Linked DNA regions of Homo sapiens: region 2 is linked to region 1. Evidence: read pairs that join two places in POLR2A ChIA-PET (ENCODE). Cell type or tissue: Panc1. All regions are shown on one strand. Links, peaks and the distances in the headings refer to the core of each region. The heading gives the core; the rest is flanking DNA.

Evidence for each region. ChIA-PET counts read pairs that join two places held together with the same protein. Peaks named below come from ENCODE experiments on the same cell type or tissue, not always from the same donor. Only the 100,000 strongest peaks of a DNase experiment are listed, where the experiment ranks them.
Region 2: POLR2A ChIA-PET joins it to region 1 with 10 read pairs; 3 of 35 experiments call an interaction of 5 or more read pairs at or near these places.

The regions. Positions count from the first base shown.
Region 1 is chr19:42,087,808-42,100,314 of GRCh38, reverse strand. It overlaps POU2F2 (POU class 2 homeobox 2), which reads left to right. Exons shown (of 15, transcript NM_001394376.1): 6 at 494-599; 7 at 697-788; 8 at 4,072-4,233; 9 at 4,386-4,527; 10 at 4,622-4,770; 11 at 4,853-5,029; 12 at 6,420-6,486; 13 at 8,045-8,246; 14 at 8,375-8,448; 15 at 8,724-12,507. The coding sequence ends at 9,058. Among named protein-coding and RNA genes, the nearest start is that of ZNF574, 18 kb to the right of the region's middle. In Panc1, for the core only: CTCF peaks have their summits at 7,528 and 7,731 (motif pointing right); no DNase peak of the experiment used is centred there.
Region 2 is chr19:42,010,012-42,012,511 of GRCh38, reverse strand. All of the region lies in intron 15 of GRIK5 (glutamate ionotropic receptor kainate type subunit 5), which reads left to right. Among named protein-coding and RNA genes, the nearest start is that of ATP1A3, 17 kb to the right of the region's middle. In Panc1, for the core only: no CTCF peak of the experiment used is centred there; no DNase peak of the experiment used is centred there; H3K27ac peaks cover 1,198 bases.

The DNA of each region.
Region 1 (12,507 bases), core at 5,804-8,303:
GATTGAGACCATCCTGGCTATCATGGTGAAACTGTCTCTACTAAAAATACAAAAAATTAGCTGGGAGTGGTGGCGGGCACCTGTAGTCCCAGCTACTTGGGAGGCTGAGGTAGGAGAATGGCGTGAACCCAGGAGGCGGAGATTTCAGTGAGCCGAGATCACACCACTGCACTCCAGCCTGGGCGACAGAGCGAGACTCAAAAAAAAAAAAAAAAAAAAAAAAAAAAAAGAAAGAAAGGGTAAATAAAGAGTGAGCCCTCCCAGGACTGCCCAGTTGGGACTCTCTGGTACCCCATGGTAGAGAGAAGCCTCTGGGTGCCCTTAGCTCAGGGATGCCATTCAGAGACCGAGTGGACGATCCCTCACTGCCCAGTGCCAGATCGCCATGTGGAGCAGCTTCCTGGTTTCAGCCCCTCAAGGTTCAGGTGATGCAGAGAGGATGAAACCCAGCCAGGACTCAGGCTATCTTTCTGTCCACCCCACTCCCTGCCAGGACATACAGCAGCTCCTCCAGCTCCAGCAGCTGGTGCTTGTGCCAGGCCACCACCTCCAGCCACCTGCTCAGTTCCTGCTACCGCAGGCCCAGCAGAGCCAGCCAGGTAAGGCCCCCACCCCAGATGGCCTCCCTGACGCCTCCACAGAACTTCCTCACCTTCCCCTCCCCCTCACCCTGTGTATTTCCCCTTGTCTTTCCAGGCCTGCTACCGACACCAAATCTATTCCAGCTACCTCAGCAAACCCAGGGAGCTCTTCTGACCTCCCAGCCCCGGGCCGGGCTTCCCACACAGGTGAGACTGTCCATTGAGTGCACCAGGCCAGGCCAGCAGCAAGGCCTGCTGAAAGCTGGGTAAACGGGGGTGGGGGATGAGTGAGAGTCTCCTTTCCATTTGACCCAGCCACACTCTGCCAGTGATTTGCTGTGAGACCTCAGGCAAGCCCATCTCCCTGTCTGGGTCAGCCTCTTCCTCTATAGAATGAGGGGAGCTGGCCCAGACAAGTGGTTCTTAACCCTTTCTAGTACATGAGCTCCTTTGAGAATATGATGAAAGATTTAGATCTGATCCCCATTCCCCCAAAATGCTCATGTGTAAAAACACACAAAATTGCAAGGGGCTGCAAGCCTTTAGGCTGCAAATGCCTCGGGCCTCTTCCAGCACTGCAACGGAGGATTCTCTGAACAAGGCATTCGTTAGGTGATTATTTCACATCCACTTCCCAGACTGGAGACTGAAAACAAGGCCCACAGGTGTCTTTTATTTGGTCATTGTCAACTAAATTCCCAGAAAGCACCACATTTCCAGCTCCTCTTGATAAACCAGAAAATCTGGCAGGGCTGTACCTGTGTCTACGTGGTGGCTTGGCGCAGTGAGCAGTTGGCCTGGCCACTGGCAGGAGCAGAGGCCCCTTAGAGAGGGTGCCAGCTCTCCAGGCCACCTTGGCACCTGGACCCCGAGGCCTTTCTTTCAGTTTGCTGCCTGAGTTCTAGACTTTAATGATAATTTTCACTACCTTTTATGAATTTCAAAGTTTTTTTCTACCCATTTTTTATAGCCCTTTAAAAAAATATATGTGAACTATTTCAGAAGGACTGACTGAAGAGTTAGAGACTAATACAGGTCTTAACTGCAGTTCTGAAATCCCAAATGCTCAGAAAGTCAAGTTGTTCTTCCACCATTGGCATGAGAACTCATTTGACTGCAAAACCTGCCCTGCCATGATATAAGCCAGTGTATGACTTTTCTTTGTCCCTCTTGGTATGGCATTTTTGCTGCTGCAAAACTGTTACTGTATCTGATTAAGGAGTAATATTCTTGACCCTAGTGGGGGTGGGGGCCGGGCCACATTATCTATGATATACATCCTATGTAGGCTTTCTTTCTTTTTGTTTTTTTTTTTTTTTTTGAGATGGAGTCTCGCTCTGTTGCCCAGGCTGGAGTGCATTGGCTCAATATCAGTTCACTGCACCCTCTGCCTCCCAGGTTCAAGCGATTCTCCTACCTCAGCCTCCCAAGTAGCTGGGATTACAAGCATGCGCCACCACACCCAGCTAATTTTTGTATTTTTAATAGAGATGGGGTTTCACCATGTTGGCCAGGCTGGTCTCGAACTCCTGACTTCAGGTGATCCACCTGCCTCGGCCTCCTAAAGTGCTCGGATTACAGGCATGAGCCACTGTGCCTGGCTGCCTATGTAGGTTTTCTGAAAACTGAAACAGGCACGGTGGTGCATGCCTATAGTCTCAGCTACTTGTGAGCCTGAGGCAAGAGGATCACTTGAGCCCAGGAGTTTGAGGCCAGCCTGGGCAACATAGCAAGACTGGTCTCTAAAACAACAACAACAACAAAACCTGAGAGGGGTGAGAGTGGGTGGATGATGAGAAATTACTTAATGGGTACAATGTACACTGTTTGGGTGATGGATACACTAAAAGCCTACGCTTCATCACTACACAATACATTTGTGTAACAAAATTGCACTTGTATCTTTTAACATTTTGTTTTTTGTTTGAGACAGGGTCTTACTCTGTCACCCAGGCTGGAGTGCAGTGGTGTGATCACAGCTTACTGCAGCCTCAGCCTCCTGGGCTCAAGTGAAGCAGTCCCCAGCCCTCCTGAGTTGCTGGTACTACAGTCACGCCCCACATGCTTGGTTAATTTTTAAAATTTTTGTAGAGATAGGGTTTCGCCATGTTGCCCAGGCTAGTCTCAAATTCCTGTGCTCAAGCGATCCTCCCACTTTGGCTTCCTAAAGTATTGGGATTACAGGTGTGAGCCATTGCACTCGGCTGTCCTTAAATTTATACCAAAAAAAAAAAAAAAGGCAGGGCGCAGTGGTCACCCCTGTAATCCCAGCACTTTGGGAGGCCAAAGCGGGTGGATCACCTGAGGTCGGGAGTTCGAGACCAGCCTGACCAACATGAAGAAACCCCATCTCTACTAAAAATACAAAATTAGCCGGGTGTGGTGGCGTATGCCTATAATCCCAGCTACTCGGGAGGCTGAGGCAGGAGTATCACTTGAACCCAGGAGGCAGAGGTTATGGTGAGCCAAGATCGCACCATTGCATTCCAGCCTAGGCAACAAGGGTGAAACTCCATCTCAAAAAAAAAAAAAAAAAAAAAACTGAAAAATTCCTAAACATCTGCCCCAGCATTTTGGAGAATAATGGATAAAGGACCTGAGCGACAAACATCCCTGTACCCACCACCTGCTTCATATCCTTTATTGTTAGGGCAATGAAGAATCCCAGATAGAGCTGTTGCTTTTTTGTAAATCTCTCTAATTGCCCTCCCAGTCCTTTTTTTTTTTTCTTAACTTTTACTTTATTTGCAATCTACTCATTGCTTAGGACTTAATTTCTTAAGAGCTGTTTTAGATTCACAGCAAAACTGAGTGGAAGATATAGAGATATCCCATCTATCTCTGCCCCTACACATGCACAGCTTCCTGCATCATCTACATCCCCAACCAGAGTGGTACAAGCGTAACAGGTGATGAACCTACATTGACACATCACTATTACCCAAAGTTCATAGCTGACATTAGGGTTCACTCTTGGCATTGTACAGTCCATGGGTCTGCACGACCTACTCATTTTTAACCCGATTCTCTCAACAGCCCCACTGGGTAGACAGAACAGCAGTGATTGTTCCCATCCTGCAGAGGGGGAAAGTGAGGCCTGGGCTAAGCAGTGATTTGGTGGCAGGGCCAGTCCCTGATTCCCAGGTTGAGATGAGGATGAACCACTGCCTCCAGCTCCAGGGAAAGAGCCCTGGCACAAAAAGCTGGCTGCTCCTTCTGGGAGTTCGCAGGCGTGAAGGGACAGTGCAGAGAGTCCCAGGCAATGAGGAAACCCATGTAGGGCAGCAGAGTCGGACCTTTAAAGGGATTAACAGTGCATGTGGAGGGACCTTTAAAGGGATTGACGGTGCTTGTGGAGGAAGGCGGGGGGAGTCTGCAGGCGGCGGATGGAACGCAGGGGCGAAGAGGGCGGGAGGGGGACTGTGCACCCATCGCTGAGCCCCATCCTGGTCCTCCGCCCTGCATCCCACCCACCTGCCCACCCCACCAGGCCGTGACCCGCCCTACGCTGCCCGACCCGCACCTCTCGCACCCGCAGCCCCCCAAATGCTTGGAGCCACCATCCCACCCCGAGGAGCCCAGTGATCTGGAGGAGCTGGAGCAATTCGCCCGCACCTTCAAGCAACGCCGCATCAAGCTGGGCTTCACGCAGGTCTGGAGGCACCTTGCAGGCTGGGCGGTGGGCGTGGGGGCGTGGCCAGTTGATAGATGCCGCGAGGGGCGTGGCCAGTGGGCGGGCGGAGCGGGCCCAGTGCCGGAAGGCCCCACCCTGACTTCGGGCCCTTCCCCGCCCCACTGGCCCAGGGTGATGTGGGCCTGGCCATGGGCAAGCTCTACGGCAACGACTTCAGCCAGACGACCATTTCCCGCTTCGAGGCCCTCAACCTGAGCTTCAAGAACATGTGCAAACTCAAGCCCCTCCTGGAGAAGTGGCTCAACGATGCAGGTGGGACCAGGCTGGGGTTCCCGCGTAGGGGGCGGGCAGTGGCCGCTGGCCGCGGGAGGCCCCTTCTCATGCTCACGTCTCCCCCGGCGCACAGAGACTATGTCTGTGGACTCAAGCCTGCCCAGCCCCAACCAGCTGAGCAGCCCCAGCCTGGGTTTCGACGGCCTGCCCGGCCGGAGACGCAAGAAGAGGACCAGCATCGAGACAAACGTCCGCTTCGCCTTAGAGAAGAGTTTTCTAGCGGTGAGGCCCCCCTCTCCTGGGTGGCCCTCACCTGAGGGGTGGCGGGCGGTGGGCCTCGGGCTAACGAGCCCTCTGCCTGCAGAACCAGAAGCCTACCTCAGAGGAGATCCTGCTGATCGCCGAGCAGCTGCACATGGAGAAGGAAGTGATCCGCGTCTGGTTCTGCAACCGGCGCCAGAAGGAGAAACGCATCAACCCCTGCAGTGCGGCCCCCATGCTGCCCAGCCCAGGGAAGCCGGCCAGCTACAGCCCCCATATGGTACCAAGAGCCCGCCTGGGGGGTGGGGAGACCACAGAGCTCCGCAGGCACCTGTGTGAAGCCCACCCTACCTGGTTGTCCACAGAGCCTAGAACAGAGACAAGAAGAGTCACTCTTGGAGACAGGCCATCACGTAGATGGGCACAGTTACACAGGGACGGTTTCCAGGGAACTGTGGTCTTACATGGGGGATACAAGCACCCCTAGATACACACCGACATAGCCAGACACAGAGTTATCACAGTGCCATAGCCACACAGGAAGGGATATATGTCCAGGGACGTGGTCCAGGTTAGAACACACAGGCTCACAACCACACAGAGGCAGGGAGAGGCACTTATTTGCCGTTCGGGGAAATTGTCACACCCATGGGTGTACTCTCAGGTCCACAGCTATACACAGGCCCACTTGATATCAGACACAGCTGGGACATCCTTTATCCCATCCTTTTATTTCCATTTCTGGGAAGAGCTGTGATGCTCCAGAGAGGAGCCCCTGCCCCCATCGGTGTGAAGGAGGCACTGTCTGAACTGAGTTCTAAAGGACAAGGGAGAGTTAGCCAGCCACAAGAAGGCAAAGAGCCTTCCTGGACCAGTGTGTACTAAGGCCTAGAAGCCAGGGTGTGCCCAGCCCAATTTGAGAAACTCCAGTGCAATTTAGTGTGGTTGGTGCTGCAGTTTATATGAATGAGGTTGGGGAAGGAGTGGGGGCATGTACCCCAAGTTTTACAGTGAAGAGCTGGAACTTGAACCATGGGCAGTGAGGAGGTAAGGAGTGGTTTTGAGCTGGGGAAGGAGAGAGTCACATTTAGTGAGGTTTCTGGGGCTGATGCAAAGGTGAGACTGGAGGTGGGGTGGCCAAGAAGGAAGCTGATGGTCCCAGAAAATCAAGTAATATGACATCTCAACACCCCGATGCAAAGATATGCATCCATTTAGCCTCGCACTTTAGATCTGCTCTTTCCCTGCCTGGGTCACTTTGAACAGTCTCTCCTGCATTGCTTGCCAACCCCACTGGTAAAAGGGTGGTGTTTGCTTGTCCAGGGAAAAGAGTTTTAGTTTTGCAGAACCAACAATATCAGGAGCATGTGGAGCAGCCACTCTTCCGGTGCAGTCACTTCAGACAGGACACAACCCTGCAAAGACTAGCCAGATGGGGCGGTGTCAGAAGAGAGGTGGGGAGTGTTCTCAATGGAGAATTAGCCCTTCCTGCTTGTGGCTCAGGATCAGCTAGGGCAAGTGTGAAGAAAGCATGTGGAATAATACAAATGCAGCATTGTGCCAAAGCCCCCTGCCCCCATCCTGGGACGGAGGAGTGGGGTCCTACAGGGAGCATCACGGGGGCTGCTGGCAGACAGTGGCTAACCACACCTCCTTTCTTCTCTCCTCAGGTCACACCCCAAGGGGGCGCGGGGACCTTACCGTTGTCCCAAGCTTCCAGCAGTCTGAGCACAACAGGTCAGGGAGGGCAGAAAATGGTGAGGGGGGACTGGGAGGATGTGGCACAGGCTGGAGCCTGAGGTTCCCAAGTGGCTCTGGGTGTCCATGGGCCTCAAGACTGGGCCTGGGGAGTGTGGGTGGGGGAATGGGAGAGACAGTGGGAAGAGGGTAGGACTCACCCCTCCTCTGCAGGAGCAACTCAGCTTTAATCTGCTTCACGATTTCATATGAGAAAAGCATGGGCCTGGTAAAAGGTGAGGCACTTGAGTTTTGTGCCTGGCCTCTGTCATTTTTAAGCTGTGTGAATTCAAGCACTTATTTTATCCTTCTAAGCCTCAGTTTTTATTAAATTATTATGAATGTGTAAAACATAAAAAGATATAAATACATGTATGTAAGAGTGTATGTGTATGTACATATACACACATACATGCATACATACATAGTCTTGTATCCAGAGTTCCCCTCCCTCTTCCTGGGACACGGTAGGTTTATATGTATGGTTATACACCATATATATAATAATAATATAAAATTCGCTGGGTGTGGTGGCTTATGCCTATAATCCCTGCTCTTTGGGAGGCCAAGGCATGTGGATCACCTGAGGTCAGGAGTTCGAGACCAGCCTGGCCAACATGGTAAGCCCTGTCTCTACTAAAAATACAAAAATTAGCTGGGCGTGGTGGCGTGTGTCTGTAATCCCAGCTACTCGGGAGGCTGAGGCAGGAGAATCACTTGAATCCGGGAGGAGGAGGTTGCAGTGAACTGAGATCACACCACTGCACTCTAGCCTGGTGACAGAGTGAGATTCCATCTCAAAAAAAAAAAAAAAAAAAATATATATATATATATATATATACACACACACATAATATATATATGCATAATATATATACACATAATATATATACACATAAAACAACACGTTGCCCCTCCCCAGGCTAGAAAATAGTAAGTGGAGATTTATAAAGTAGTAAGTGCTTGCCTGGCACTGTACTAAACTCTTTCTAAACTGCATTGACTGACTTAATTCTCAAACTCATTTTATGAGATAGGGTCTATTATTATCCCCATTTTCCAGACAAGGGATCTGAAGGTCAGAGAGGTTAAGGCACTCACCCAAGGGCACCACTGGGATGAGACAGAGCCAGGAGTTTCTACCCCAGCAGTCTGGCTGAGTCTGGGCCCTCAGCCCCTGCCAGGTTGCCCATCCCTCAGATGTGGCAGTGTGCCTGGCACCCTTCGCCCCTCCCCAGCCCCTAGAGGGAGCCATAGGGCTTTGTCTCCTGGGCACCCCCGTTTCTAGTCGGTAAAAAAGTGGTTCAGGGCAGGGAGTGTAGAGTGCCAGGGCTCAGCAGGAAGCACCTGCTCTGACTTCCATTGTTATGACAGGGGTCACCATGGCAGAGGCACAGGGAAATGACTCTGGGAAGAGAGGGCAGGGAGGTCTAAGGCTGTTCTGACTGAGGAGATGCTGCGTGAGCTGGGCGGGAGGACAAGTAGGAGCTGACCCCAGGTTCCTCAGTGGGGGACGAGTGGAAGCTGAAGACCCCATCTTTCTGTCTCTCTCTGGCAGTTACTACCTTATCCTCAGCTGTGGGGACGCTCCACCCCAGCCGGACAGCTGGAGGGGGTGGGGGCGGGGGCGGGGCTGCGCCCCCCCTCAATTCCATCCCCTCTGTCACTCCCCCACCCCCGGCCACCACCAACAGCACAAACCCCAGCCCTCAAGGCAGCCACTCGGCTATCGGCTTGTCAGGCCTGAACCCCAGCACGGGGTAAGTGGGTGCACGTGGGAAGCTGTGGGGAGAAGCAGGGTCGCTGCTGCTTCTAGGGTGGGGAGCGGCACCCCAGTTATGTTGGCAGGTCCCTGCCCCTGCTAATGCCTCTGCTTTGCCTCTTGCAGAAGCACAATGGTGGGGTTGAGCTCCGGGCTGAGTCCAGCCCTCATGAGCAACAACCCTTTGGCCACTATCCAAGGTGCGTGCTGCCTCATGTCACACCCATCGTCACCAGCCCTATCCTCTGGGGCCTCGAGCCCTGCCATTGCTGCTCCAGCCATGCCATCCTGCCCCTGCTCACTGCATTGCTTGCCTCTTCATACCCATCTCACCTTTGGGGAAGGTGTGAGGGGTGCTGATGGGGGTCAGTGGGACCGATGGGGAGATGGGGGGCACTCTGGGCAGGATGCTGGAAGGCAAAGGTCTCCCCTGGCCCGGCATGCCCTTAGCCCAGCCTCTCTCTCTCCCCGCCAGCCCTGGCCTCTGGTGGAACCCTGCCCCTTACCAGCCTTGATGGCAGCGGGAATCTGGTGCTGGGGGCAGCCGGTGCAGCCCCGGGGAGCCCTGGCCTGGTGACCTCGCCGCTCTTCTTGAATCATGCTGGGCTGCCCCTGCTCAGCACCCCGCCTGGTGTGGGCCTGGTCTCAGCAGCGGCTGCGGCTGTGGCAGCCTCCATCTCCAGCAAGTCTCCTGGCCTCTCCTCCTCATCCTCTTCATCCTCATCCTCCTCCTCCTCCACTTGCAGCGAGACGGCAGCACAGACCCCTGGAGGTCCAGGGGGGCCCGAGGCAGGGTCCAAACCTGAGTGAGGGCCAGCCATGCCTCCCCTCCCATTCCTCTGGTCCCTGCCTTGGTCCCTTGCCTGGGAAGAGGGCGAGGAGGCCAGTGGTGGGGACGCAGAGGGTCCTCAGAGCAGGAGTGACAAGGGAGGAAAGACCAAAAAAACAACCAACCAAAAAAAAAAAAAAAAAGGAAAGAAACTAACCAACAAAAGAGAAAACCAAAAATAATCACAACAGAAACCAGCTGCCCCAAAGGAACCAGAGGTGAAAAACAAACAAAAAAAAACCAAAAACAAACCAAAAAAAAAAAAAACCCACAAAATCAAACAAACCAAAAAACCAGTCGCGAGCCAGACCTCAGCGTGCTCACCCTCACTGCTACGACGCCAAATAAAAACCCCAGCCAGGGGCGGAGAAGCCTCCAGCAGGTCAGACCTCATGCCACCGAGCCCTGGCTGTGGGACCAACCCCCAACCCTGCCTCCCCCGTGGGGGCTACAGAAGGAAAAAGAGAAGATGCCAGCTTCCTAATCCCAGCCCCCAGCCCTGGGCCAGCGAAGACAGGGCACAGCCTGGGCAGATGGGCTGGGGCTTAGCACCACCCACCAAATGTTCTTTTCCAGAAGGTGAAAGAGAAAGGGCCTGAACAACCTTACACCAAATATTCAGTAGCTTCATCCAAAGGATGTACAGAATTTTTAGCATTGTGCTCAACAGAATGTGTCCCTACCATGTGTCCCCTTCTCCCCTGGCCCCCAGCTCTCCCCACCTGGGCAGGGGGTCTTGCTTTAACCTCCTCCCTCCCCCCAGCAGGGGAGAGTTCAAGGGAAGGCCTGCGGACAACTTTTCATCCCCTGTTCCTCCCTCTTTTCCCCTTTGAAGGGTGGGCTAGGCCATTTTGCCAAGTTCTAGCTCTCACAAGTCCCTCCTCAACCCTGTCACCCTCCTCTGCTCTGGAACTGACTCCCTCCCCAGCCTATGGGAAGGTGGAAATTTCAGGCAAGAGGGGATGAAGACATTCAGTTGAGGGCATTCAGTTGTCTTTTTCCATCCTGTCTGTTTCCCTGAAAAAAAAAAAAATTCATATTCCAGTGCCTATCCGTGGGATCCTTCACGTTCTTTGACATTAACCAGAAACCAAAAAGAGAACTCACCTCGCTTTTCCCACCCTGTGCCCCTCTGGTACTGGCGAATGCCTCTCCCTCCCCCCACATGCACGCACGCACACACCCCAGTGGTGGGGTTCCTCGAGATGGCATCCCCATCAGGGTCCATGTGGTGGGGACAGTGCCACAGCCTGTGGTCCCCATCTGAGAGGGCGCGGTGGTGGCCACCACTCCCACAAGACCTCCACAACTCTTGGCTGGACCCTGTGTTTGACCAGCCCCGGACACGTCTCCACTGACGACGGACAGAGGAGAGACACCACTGGGAGCCACCCTGCCCTCCTGCTATTGTGGAGGCCAACAAAGTTTTGAACCGAAAACCAAAAAAACAGAAACAAACAAACAATAAATTTAAACTAGAAAAAAAATTTATATATATATATAAACATATATATATATATATATATAAAAGGGAAAGAAGATGAGGACTCTTCAAGAATAAGATGGAACCGCGAGGCGGAGCCAAGCCCCTGCACCGGTGGTCCAGGCCCTTGTTCCCCAAGGCGGATGGAAGGACGGATGCTTCTTTCTCTTCACAAATACCTCATGGACGTTGTCTTTGGGAAAGCCGGAGGGGGCGGCTGGGGCAGGGCCTGTCCCTCGGCCAGGGCAGATGGAAGCGGGTGGGCGGGGCTGAGAGAGGGTATCAGGGACAGGGGTGAAGAGCCCCAAACTCCCCTCCCAAATCAACTGAAAAAGCTTTAAAAAAAGACAGGAAAAAAAGGAGTAAGAAAGCAAAAAGAACAGATGAAGGAAAACTTAACAACTTTTGGGTGGTTTGATTCCTCCTTTGATTTCTTTTTCGGTTCTCTTTTGTCTGACCTCTCTCCTCCCCTCCTTCCTCTCTCCTCCCCTCCTTCCTCTCTCCTCTCCTCCTTCCTGTCTCCTCTCTCTCCCTTTGCTCTCCTCTCTTCTCTCTCAATCTTGTTCTTTCTGTGTCTCTCCTCAAACCAAAGTGTTGCAGTGAAGGACACGAGCCATTGAAATCAGGGTGGGGCCTGACAGCCGTAGTGTGGCCCCTGCCCCTTGTTGGGCAGGAGCAGAGAGAGAGGAGAGCCCTGAGACCGCAGGGCTTTGGCCTGGGCAGCTTCCACTTTCTGCCGGACACTCTGAGGAGAGGCAGATGGAGCTCCAGGCCTCAGCGTTCTCTTTTTTCCTTGTCTCCCTTCTCCCACCCGGGAAATGAAACTGTTGGGCTGGGCGACGGAGGCAGCAGAGACTCGGCCATTGCAGGGGCCTCTGGGTGCCTTGTCCGGGCAGTGGTGAAGTAGCCGCCCCTCCCACCCCGGCACGATGGGGCCTGGCACCTCGTCTACCCAACCTCACCGGAATGTAAGCATCTCCGCTGAACGACTCCCTGCCCTTACCCTACCTCTGAGTTTGTCCATGTTTATTTCCTGAAGAGAGAAGGGACTGGCAAGAGGGCTTGGGCCCCAGCCCAAGGGTGGAGAGGGGGCCAAGGGCTCCTGACCAAATAGGAAGGACATTTGAGCAGAGCAAAATGAAAGGAATTACAACCAAAAACCCCCTCCGAGAAGACAGGCAGCATGGAAGGCATGGTGGAGATGACTCAAACAAAAACTATGATTCTAGACCAAAAAGGAAAAAAAAAAAAAAAAAAGGAAAGAAAATCCAGGACTCACCACCACCCACTTCATCCTGCTTCCTCCCCATCAAGTCCCACCACCTGGGACCTCTCCCCACCCCAGTATGTGGGAGTGGGGTAAAGAGGAGAGGAGGAGCAGGGGGCAGGGATGGGGCAGATGCCCTGATGTTGGTGGAGGGACCCCTGTGCAGCCGGGGGTGCTGGGGACCCTCCCCATCCAACCCTCACACCTAGGAAAAGAAAAACAAGAAAAAAAAATTCCTGGGAGGGGGAAAAATAACCAAATCCCAAGCTTTAACTACAGCTGTGAAACCAAATATTGGGAAGGGGGTAGGAGGGAGGGAGGGGCAGGTGAGCCCCAGGTCTCCCCCTGGGCCCCCCTCCCCTGAGGACTCGAGATAAGGCACCAAATACCTCATAGAACTTTAATGTTAAAAAAAGGAAACCAAATATCGTTGGCTGGGGGCCAGCCAGGGCAAGGGGCTGGGGGGCTGGAGGGAGCCAGGGTTGGGAAGGTGATGGGGGAATTCATGCCCCCCACCCCCATCTGCCCCTTACACTCTGGTCCCCCGTCTCGACTCCGGGAAACAAAACTATCTCATCGTTTTTATTTTGTGGTCTGTACAGAGCCTGTGTCCGTGTGTCTGTGTATGAGCGAGAGAGTTGGAGGGCTGGGGAGCTTTATGTGGGGGATGGGGAGGGCAA
Region 2 (2,500 bases), core at 1-2,500, 82 kb after region 1:
TGGGAGGCCGATGCGGGCGGATTGCCTGAGCTCAGGGGTTCTAGACCTACCTGGGCAACAAGGTGAAACCCCATCTCTACTAAAATACAAAAAATTAGCCAGGCGTGGCAGTGTGCGCCTGTAGTTCCAGCTACTCGGGAGGCTGAGGCAGGAGAATTGCTTGAACCTGGGAGGCAGAGGTTGCAGTAAGCTGAGATCGTGCCACTGCACTCCAACCTGGGCAACAGAGAGAGACTCTGTCTCCAAATAAATAAATACATACATACATACATACATACATACATACACATACATGTATATATACATATACATATATGTATATGTAAAAGCCATTCTTAGCTTATGGGGCTGTACAAAAATAGACAGCAGGTCAGATTTGGCCTGTGGGCCATAGTTAGCCAGCCGCTGGTTCAAACCAATTACCCTTAATGTAATTACTGATATGGTTAGGTTTAAATCTACCAACCTGCTATTTGTCCCATCTGTTCTTTGTTCCCCTTTTCCTCTTTTTCTACCTTTAGGGGGTTACTGGGACTTTTCTTTTCTTTTCTTTTTGAGACAGGGTCTCACTCTGTCACCCACGCTGGAGTGCAGTGGCACGAACACGACTCCTGGGCTCAAGCCATCCTCCTGCCTCAGCCTCCTGTGTAGCTAGGACCATAGGTGCGCTCTACCATGCCCAGCTAATTTTTTAAATTTTTTGTAGAGACCGGATCTCACTTCATTGCCCAGGCTGGTCTCAAACTCCTGAGCTCAAGCAATTTGCCCACCTTGGCCTCCCAAAGTGATGGAATTACAGCGTGAGCCACTGTGCCTGGCCTGTTGGGATTTTCAAGATTCTGCTTATCTCTACTCTTGACTTGTTAACTGTACTTCTTTGTTTTATTTTTCTTAGTGGTTTTCTGGGTTTGCAATATGGATCTTTAATTTATTACAAAATACTTTTTTTTTTTTTTTTTGAGACGGAGTCTCGCTCTGTCCCCCAGGCTGGAGTGCAGTGGCGCGATCTCGGCTCACTGCAAGCTCCGCCTCCCGGGTTCATGCCATTCTTCTGCCTCAGCCTCCCGAGTAGCTGGGACCACAGGCGCCCGCTACCACGCCTGGCTAATTTTTTTGTATTTTTAGTAGAGACGGGGTTTCACCATGTTAGCCAGGATGGTCTCGATCTCCTGACCTCGTGATCCTCCTGCCTCGGCCTCCCAAAGTGCTGGGATTACAGGCGTAAACCACCGCACCCAGCCACAAAATACTTTCAAGTAACATTATACCATTTCACGTAAGATATAAGACCTTGACAACATGATATGTTCCTCTCACCCTCCCGTCCTTTGAGCTCTGCATATCTTATGAACCCCACAATACATTAGGGGTGTGTGTGTGTGTGTGTGTGTGTGTTAGATAGTAAATGCTGGGTGTGGTGCTCACGCCTGTAATCCCAACACTTTGGGAGGCCGAGGCTGGAGGATTCCTTGAACCCAGGCGTCCAACACCAGCCTGGCCAACATAGCGAGACCTCATCTCTACAAAAACTAAGAAACATTAGCCAGGCATGGTGATGCATGCCTGTGGTCCCAGCTCCGTGGGAGGCTGAGGTGGGAGAATTGCTTGGGTCCAGGAGGTTGAGGCTGCAGTGAGCTGTGTTCACGCCTCTCCACCCTAGAGCAGGACCCTGTCTCAAAAACAAAACCAAACCACTAAATGCTTCGTAAGGAAATTTGAAAGTGAGGAATATATCTTTTCTATTTACCCACAAATCTACCATTTGAAGAGGGTGCCCTTCACCCCTTCTGGTACATCCACGTTTCTATCTGGTGTTGTGTTTCTTTTACCTGCAGAACTTCCTTTAATATTTCTTGCTGTGCGGGTCTGCTGGCAATTAATTCTCCCAGCTTTGGTTTTGTATGAAAAATGTGTTAGTGTGTCTTCTTTGAGGGATATTTTTGCCTGCTGTGGAATTCTAGGTTGACAGTTTGTTTTGATTTTTCTTTCAGCATGTTGCATCATCTTTGGGCTTGCACACTCTCTGACAAGAAGTCGACTGGCACTGTTATCTTTGATTCTCTGAATGTAATATGTTTCCCCCCTTCTAGCTGCTTTTAAGATGTTTCTCTTTATTGCTGGTTTTCAGCAATTGATTATAATGTGTCTTGGTGCGTTTTATAAATATGTGTGTTTAGCCTACCTGGGGTTTATGGAGCTTACATCTGCAAGTTTATGGTTTTCATCAAATTTGAAAAGTTGTAGGCCATTACTTCATCAGACTTTTTTTTGGTTATCCCTTTCTCTCCTCTCTTTCTGGAACTCCAGTCACATAGGTAAAGCCACTTATTTCTCAGGCCATTGAGGCTCTGTGCTCATTTTCATCACTTTTTCCTTTCTGTGCTTTATTTTGGATAGATTCTATTGCAGTTCTTCAAATTCTCTAATCTTTTTTTTTTTTTTTTTGAGATGGAGTTCCACTCTTGTTGCCCAGGCTGGAGTGCAGTGGCGTGATCTCAGC